Linked DNA regions of Homo sapiens: region 1 is linked to region 2. The links are chromatin loops, found by intact Hi-C in ENCODE. Cell type or tissue: endothelial cell of umbilical vein. All regions are shown on one strand.

Region 1 (4,000 bases), 110 kb before region 2:
CAAAATATTATGTACGTACAAGACATCCAAAGTTTACTAACTGGCAAGTTAACAATTTTGACTCTATGATTATACTTAGCACTTTCTAATGATTCTTTCAAATACATTGTAGGAGTTATAGTTAGCCCCAGCCATTTGTGTGATATCTGTATTTAACAGCAATTCTGAGCTTGTTATATGAGTCAGAGAGGAAATTAGAGTCTGAGGAAGCCCTGTATTTCCTAAACATCAAAATATAAAAGTTAAATTTTTCAAATTTTTAAAATTTCAATAGTGTTGGGGGTACAGGTGGTTTTAGGTTACATGGGTAAGTTCTTTGGTGGTGATTTCTGAGAATTTAGTGCATTCATCACCCAAGCAGTGTACACTGTACTCAATATGTAGTCAAAAACATCTTTTAAAAATAACTGAAGCAACACACAATAAGAAAAGGTGTATGTATAGAAATTAATGTTTATACTTTTGTGAAAATATGTAAAGTAGTACATTTTTCAATGTCATACTGCTTTATACAGATAAATGCTGCCCATTTAATGTTTTTGTTATACTTCTTAGGTTTTTTCTTTCTTTTTCTCTTTTTTCTTTTTTTTGCTACTACGTGTTTACCCTGGTTTTCCAATAGATTCTAAAACCCCAAAGAGTTTTGTTGCTGTTCTTTTGTCTGTAATAGTGGCAGTGTAGAAAAAGGAACATCATATTTGAATAAGAATTTCATCTCCAGCCTTTCTTAATGTTTGTCCTTTGGTTGGCTATCTAAACTTAAGATGTGCAAAGTAACGGTAACATTATTGTAACATTATTGTGAGGATTAGGAACGATGTTTGCAAAATGCCAAAGATTAAGTAATCAAAAATGTAAGGTTTTACTATTCTTTTAATGGTCTGCAACGTCCCGTGAGCCTTTTATAGTGTCTCCGTATACCAGGAATTCAAAGTGTCTCATGCCTTCATTTACTTCCATAACAAACTTTGGTAATAGAGTCCAGAGATTATAGGTTCATATTTCACTCATTTTTAGAGACTGATAAGGAGTTATAGATACTTATAAACATTTGTTGTAATACATTCCTTTATGGTAACAATAATTTAACCAAGATTAGCCCGAAAAAAATGCCAAAAATAAAAAATAAAAAACAAACACAAAAACCAAACAAACACAAAGTTTTCCATTTCTCACAATGCAAATTAGGCTTTTTTCAGAGTCAGAAACGAAAGATAACTGTACTTGCATTTTTAAATTAGTTCTCTTGTAATTTAAATGCCAAACAAAAAACCTTCTAATATGCTATTAATATTCAATTTAGTCAATAAAAATTCAATAAAACCTCAAGTTGCCAGACTGGAAATTAATTATAGGATCTCATTGCCCTATAAAACCTAGCTTGTAACATTATTGTTACAAAATACAAAAACATTGTTATCTGTTATTTCCTGAAGCACATCAGTTCTTGAAGTAACCCTACAAATCTGCAAATAATTGCATTTGCAATCTCTTGTTTTATGGGCTTATGATTAATAAGCATTGTTACTATGTAGTCTTCCAATTTTCAATTATATATATCAAAGAAAATAATGTGATTCCAGTAGGACTTCAAACCAAGTTTTTAAACTTTTTTTTTTCTATCCCCTTTCCTTTCCTCATTTCCCGTCACCCACAGTTTCAAGATGTAGCTCTGAGATAAACTTTACATCCTTGGAATGTTTTCTTTCCTCCACTCCCTTTCTTATCCCATTCTATGCTCCCATGCCTTATGCACACTGGTTACCTAGATGCTTGATAAACACACACCATACTCACTCATCTGGTCAAATATTTCCTGAGAAGCTTCAGGGGCCGGATGCTGATACAGACCAGACACCTCTGGCCATGATGGCACCAGCCCCTTTACCAGATGGAACGATAAATAATTCAACACAAGCCATTGAAGGGTGTCACAACACCTGACACTTCCTAGCCACCCTGCCTATTCTGCATTCCAAACTCTCTCTTTAAAGCCCCCACATTCCTTCTACAAATGGAAGAGTAGACATTTTTTGGAAAGAATTCCACCCACTCCTCTTCTTACTAGCATGGAAATGAAAATCTTGCTCTCTTTTTATCGCACCTCACTCTTGTTATTATGGCTTCTTTCTACAAGTGGCCAGCAGCCAGACCTTTTGCCAGTTACAGTCTCTTCCTTTCTGATTAACATGTGAAAGGAAAATAAGTCTTGGGACCCCCAAATCACTAAGCCAAAAGGAAAAGTCAAGCTGGGAACTGTGTCAGGCAAATCTTTCCTCCCTTTTTATTCCTAAATAAGATAAATACTGAGTTTTTTTTTTTTTTAAAGCTACATACATCCCTCACAATTTGCCCACAAGGAAATTCCTTGTGGGCCTCCAGATGCTTACCCTTAAAAAGTTACGTTGAATTTCACAACGGCAGTGTAAATTGACAGCTTATTTTCATAGGTGCAGGACAAAGGAATGACAGAACTCAATGTCATCCCTCTGTTCACCTGAGACAAATATGCATCTGATTGCTTCCTCTGCTTTATTGTTTATGAAAAAAATGCATATTCTCTAAGCCAGACTAAGGCATAAGTGACTATTCTTGTACCTCCCTCATATGTAAATTGTGTATTCAGTGAAAAGCTAATCAGATGCTCAAAAGAATGCAACCATCTGTCTCTTACCTACTTATGACCTAGAAGGCCCCCAGTTTGAGTTGTCTCGCGTTTCCGGACAGAACCAATGTATACCTTACACGTTGATGTCTGATATCTCCCTAAAATGTATAAAACCAAGATGTACCCTGACCCCCTGGGGTTAAGAATGGGCGCATTCTTAACCTTGGCAAAATAAACTTTTTAAATTAATTGAGACCTGTCTCACATACTTTCGGGTTCACAAACATTAAATAAGTTTTCCTTGAAAAGATAAAATATGGCAAAGTAAATATTCAAATCTTAAAACAGCTTCTGTAAAGTAAAAGTGCCTATTAAGAGTTCAACACTAATTGAAAGGTTATGTCTCATAAGGTAAGTAGAAAAATGAGGTCACAAAAATCATATAATGCACCCTATTTATGAAAATTCACTTTAGGTGCACTCATTTAACATGGCTTTAATATCACCCTTATAATTTGGAGGCTGTTAAGAATGTATCTTTTTTGAATGAAGACACTCTAAGTTATTTTTACCTTTCATAGCATCCATGCCTCCTACAGCATAAAGTGCCCCCACAGTTGATTTTCTAGGCTTTGTCCGAGGGCTTTGCATCATGGATCTTCTCTCAGGCAAAAGATGATACTTCATAGCTTCCATCAGGAGCTTCTGACACTCAAGATCACCAGTAAACATGGAACTGGTTTCAAGATCTGCCAGTAACTGAAAAGTAGTGATGCATGGTATATGAATGGAGAGTTCACCATTAGAAAGAACGTATTTGTATTTATATAACTTTAGAGGCTGGGCGCAGTGGCGTACACCTGTAATTCCAGCACTTTGGGAGGCCAAGGTGTGTAGAACGCTGGAGCTCAGGAGTTTGAGACCAGCATGGGAAACATGGCAAAACCTTGTCTCTACAAAAAAATACAAAAATTAGCCAGTTGTGGTTGCATGTGCCTGTAATCCCAGCTACTTGTAGGCTAAGGTGGGTTGATCGTTTGAGCCCGGGAGGTAGAGGCAGAGAAAACTTGAGCAAACCGAAATGTAGAAGTTTGAATATTTCATGCTTTTTGTTATTTAGTATGATTTTTATTTTCACTTATCAAGGAAAATAACTAAAAATCTGCTGGTAGTAGCTAATGACCTCTGCATATTTATTCAATTGACACATTATTCATCCTTTGAATATGTACACATATAATTTAAAGGAGCAAACATCAAAAAGCACTCATAGAAAGTATTGCTGAAAGCAGTTAAAGAGAATGGCTCTGTCTGCACAAGCAAGAATCTCCTAGTCTACTGCATGTGGCTAATACAAGTAGCAATCTTTTTGGCGGATTTGGGGTAGTTGTG
Region 2 (4,000 bases):
AAATGCAACCTGCAATCCCTACAGTTATATAGCTTTTCCACGAGCAAGCACAAAATATTTAGGAAAATTTCACACATACGTGCTTTATTTCCTGAGAAGTTTATATGACAGACAATCTAACATTATTATTAATGTCATTTCACAAAGTCTTCTGCATGTTTATATTTCAACAAGACTGAGTTCCTATAAAGGCATCATTTTGCTGTAATGTTATTAGGCTGCTTCTTCTTCTGATAAACTGTTTTGAATTTATGAAAGCAAGACACTGTGAGGTTGTTTTATTGGGAAAACTTATATTAAGAAGCAAATCTGCCAGTCCTTCTTCTCTATTTTTAGGTAGAGACATAGTATGCCAGATATCCAGGTTTCCAAATAAATTAGCATGTTGAACTACTATATGATCTAAAATGCATAAAAACACTTATTTTTCTATAGTACTACTGAATATTAATTACATTGCCAATATTATCAACTGTGTCTAAAACACGTTGGGACTATAAAAATGTCTGATAGTGAAAAAGCAAAAAACAAAGAGATAAGGATACACTAGGTTAAGTTATAGTTGACAGTATTAGAGAACAGAATGTAATTTTCTTGCACTCAAACAATACCGGTGGGCATAAAAGTAAAGACAAAATCAAATGTTTTATGAACTATACCCAAACTACACTATATCGTCACTGTTTATTCAATTTTCATTTTATGTAAAAGCTGAAATGCTCCATTTCCCGCTTTAAGATCACATTGCTGTAAGTAGCATCTTATTACCTGCTTTATGTAGAATATTTTCATGCTTGCAAAAACTAGCTATGAAAGTAATACAACTTGAAATGAGTCTCCGAACGCCAAATATTCCATATTGTCACATAAAGATAACACAGTTTTAAGAGTCAATATCGCAACTATGTACTAAGGAAACAGATAAGGATGTGCTGATCAGTCACAGCTTTTATTTTGTTAAAGTTGGCCTAACTCACAATGTCAGAAAGAGTTCTCCGTGATTCATAACACTTGCACAAAGAATTGCATTTAAACATCTGAGCCACGGAGTGTATTTATAGAACATTAGTAATTACAATAAACATCTCTTAGAATTGAAACAGAATTCTTAATGAAAATAGGAGAAGTAAACTCATAACCCACCCCCCAAATTTCCGGTAATTATAAAGACGTATTCATTATTGCTGTTTTCTTTTATAAACTTAGAGGAGACGGTTTCTGAGAGACTCTGATTGGCTGAATACAAACTCAGAGATTATTATGACACTTTCTATTTAAACACTAAACATGAATTGTAGAGGATAAGTTAACTGAAGTTACGGCATTCAGTTATGCGACCAAAAACTCTTACCTTGCTGTAGAATCTTCTATATTGTCATCAGCCATCATCTCCAAATCTTGTGCGCGTTTCTCACAAGCTTCTTTGAATAAATTCTTCTCTGGAACTGATTTAGGAGTATCTTCATTTGCTTGAAAATGTACTATCAGATTATGTTGCTGCAAATTCTGAACGGCTCTCTGATGGGCAGGGGCCGGTCCTGGCACTGGTGCCAGTATATTGTGGTGGACAGGACTGTTGCTTTTCTTCAGTCCGTTTCTGTCCCGAGAGTGGCTCTTCAACCTGCCCTGAACCGGGGTCCCTCTATGCTCATATCCTTCCTGCTGAAGACAGCTTCCAGTGTTGGTGGAACCTTGAAAAGGATGACTAAACCACCTCCAGCGTAGCCTTAGGATCTGTTTCACATCAAACTCTTTCTTGCCAGACACTGACATCGTAGCAGGAGGAAAGACAAAAGCCTTCTCTCACAGAAAGGAAACGGAGCCTTTGTTATCTCTTGTTTTTCTGCCTCTTCTGTAGAACTAACAAAAGCACAAGTGCCGAGAGCAGTCTTTCTTGCTTTCTCTCCCCTCCCCCACTGCCTATGATACACTGTGAATACTTGTAGCCTTCTAGCAGAAGCAGAAGGCTGCAGCTAACAGTGTAGGTGGGAACCCATGCTGACAGGATGATGAGGTCAGACCTTAAACAAGTAAATCAGCTTACCACAGGAAAGCAGCCACCACAACACTCTCCAGCTGTTAGATTTGCAGGCTTGCAGCCCTCCTGCTTGGACTTGCAAATATCTAGCCCTGCTTCTTCAGTATCAAAGTACAGTAGCTGCAGCTGAAACCCAGGCAAGTGAGCCAAAGCGAAGTGTTTAAACTTATTTTCTTCTAGATTCCTTCTACTCACGCCTCCCCTGCTAGATTCATTTCTCAGTAGCCCACTTCTAAAAATGTGCCACTTTGTTCCATGATAATATGCGACAGAGGAATTCATTATAATCTATTTTGAGATTCCTTTTATGGAAACTTTGAAAATGGTTCATTAAGGGAAAGCATCAGTACCCTCATGCGGGTTCGTAATTAGTTTTTACAAAATTAATCTGAAAATGTGAAAGTCTCTATATGAATATTTACCTGAAAACTTGACAGATTTTAGAAACATGTAAGAAAGTATTGGTTACCCATGACCACTCACACAAACACGCCATTTGGGAATGTAGAAATGGTATTTTTAGTCTACATATGGAGGAAGAAAGCAGTGCTTTTCCAAGCTAGTTAGGTTAAAAGAGATGTCTTCTCTCAGTTACCACAGCTTGAAAATGAATAGTTCATTCTGGCTCCATGCCTGGATACAAACCTTCTTATCATGCCTTTTACTTTCACAGGCAGTGTTAAAGGTTTATTTTCTTTGTTCAAAAACCCTTATGAGAGGATGAACAGAGTATGTTTTGAATTAATTCCAAATCATCACACTGTTCAGGAATAACTGTGCCCAAAGTACTTTGAGATCTGAATCATAATCACTACTTTGTACAGATGGACATGTTTACAAAAGACAGTCATGTATCAAGAATGCATTTATCATTGACATTTTGAAATTCAGTTTGTACTTTATCCAGTTCTCATATCATGCATACAGGTGATAAAGGGGAAATTATACTGGTGTATGACTAGAAAGAACACTGAAGTTGTAAGATTTTGCTTTTAGTTTGACTTTATGGTTAATGAACTGTGTGACCTTGGACAAGTCACTTTACTTTTTTGCATCTCAATTTCTTCATATATATTATACGGAGTCTAGACAGATTTCTATGTTTTCAAAAGCACTCAGATGTGATGGATTTAAAAACAACTGAAGAGAGAATAAAATGAATCTAAGTTTTGATAGGCATTTTATCTGTGGTTTTCTTTAAATTCAATTATACCTCTCCCTTTCCCCTCTTGTTTTTGTAGGTGTGATAGTTAATTTATGCATCAACCTGACTGAGCTATGGGATGCCCAGATATTTGGCTAGTCTCGATGTTTCTGTGAGGGTATTTTTTTTTTGGATGAGTTTAACATTTAAATTGATAGACTGAGTAAAGCATATTCTCCTCTCTAATTGGGTGGGGCTCATCCAATCAGTTGAAGGCCTAAATACAACAGAAGGCTGACCTTTCCCTCAATAAGAGAGAATTACTCTTGCCTCACTGCCTTCTATCTGGAACATGGGATTTCTTCCTGCCTTTAGACTTTAACTGAAACACTGCTTCTTCCTGGATTTCAAGTCTGCCAGCATTTGCGCTGGAAATACACCATTGGCTCTCCTCAGTCTCCAGCTTGCCAACTGCAGATCTTGGGACTTGTCAGGCTCCATAATCATGTCATCTAATTCCTTATAATAAATCTGTGTGTGTGTGTGGTGTGTGTGTGTGTGTGTACATATAGAGGAAACAAACTGTAAATATCAGGCAGAATAAATAAAATGTTGTAACAGAAATGTAAATAACATGTGGTAGGAGCAAGAAGTACTAAATTATCCATTTAAGTAACTCTAAATAATACTTTTTCATATATCAGGAGTCTATAACCTTATTTTTCTAACATGTTCTTTGAGCTTGTTATGATTTAGATATAATTGGGGATTTGCCTGTGTACCTTTTACCATAAGATGAAGATTAACTAATATCTGTC

What was found. A loop is a pair of places that touch in the nucleus more often than their neighbours do. Peaks named below come from ENCODE experiments on the same cell type or tissue, not always from the same donor. Only the 100,000 strongest peaks of a DNase experiment are listed, where the experiment ranks them.
Region 1: a loop joins it to region 2, with 5 times the contacts of the local background. A loop is called at or near these places in 1 of 110 quality-filtered maps.

Annotation. Positions count from the first base shown.
Region 1 is chrX:87,624,977-87,628,976 of GRCh38, reverse strand. It overlaps KLHL4 (kelch like family member 4), which reads right to left. Exons shown (of 11, transcript NM_019117.5): 6 at 3,181-3,367. Among named protein-coding and RNA genes, the nearest start is that of KLHL4, 110 kb to the right of the region's middle. In endothelial cell of umbilical vein, no CTCF peak of the experiment used is centred here; a DNase peak (open chromatin) is centred at 1,746; H3K27ac peaks cover 1,259 bases.
Region 2 is chrX:87,515,667-87,519,666 of GRCh38, reverse strand. It overlaps KLHL4 (kelch like family member 4), which reads right to left and starts at 1,865. Exons shown (of 11, transcript NM_019117.5): 1 at 1,352-1,865. The coding sequence starts at 1,773. RefSeq lists enhancers at 1,134-1,909, 1,910-2,685. In endothelial cell of umbilical vein, no CTCF peak of the experiment used is centred here; DNase peaks (open chromatin) are centred at 996, 1,946, 2,816 and 3,626; H3K4me3 peaks cover 2,455 bases; H3K27ac peaks cover 3,982 bases.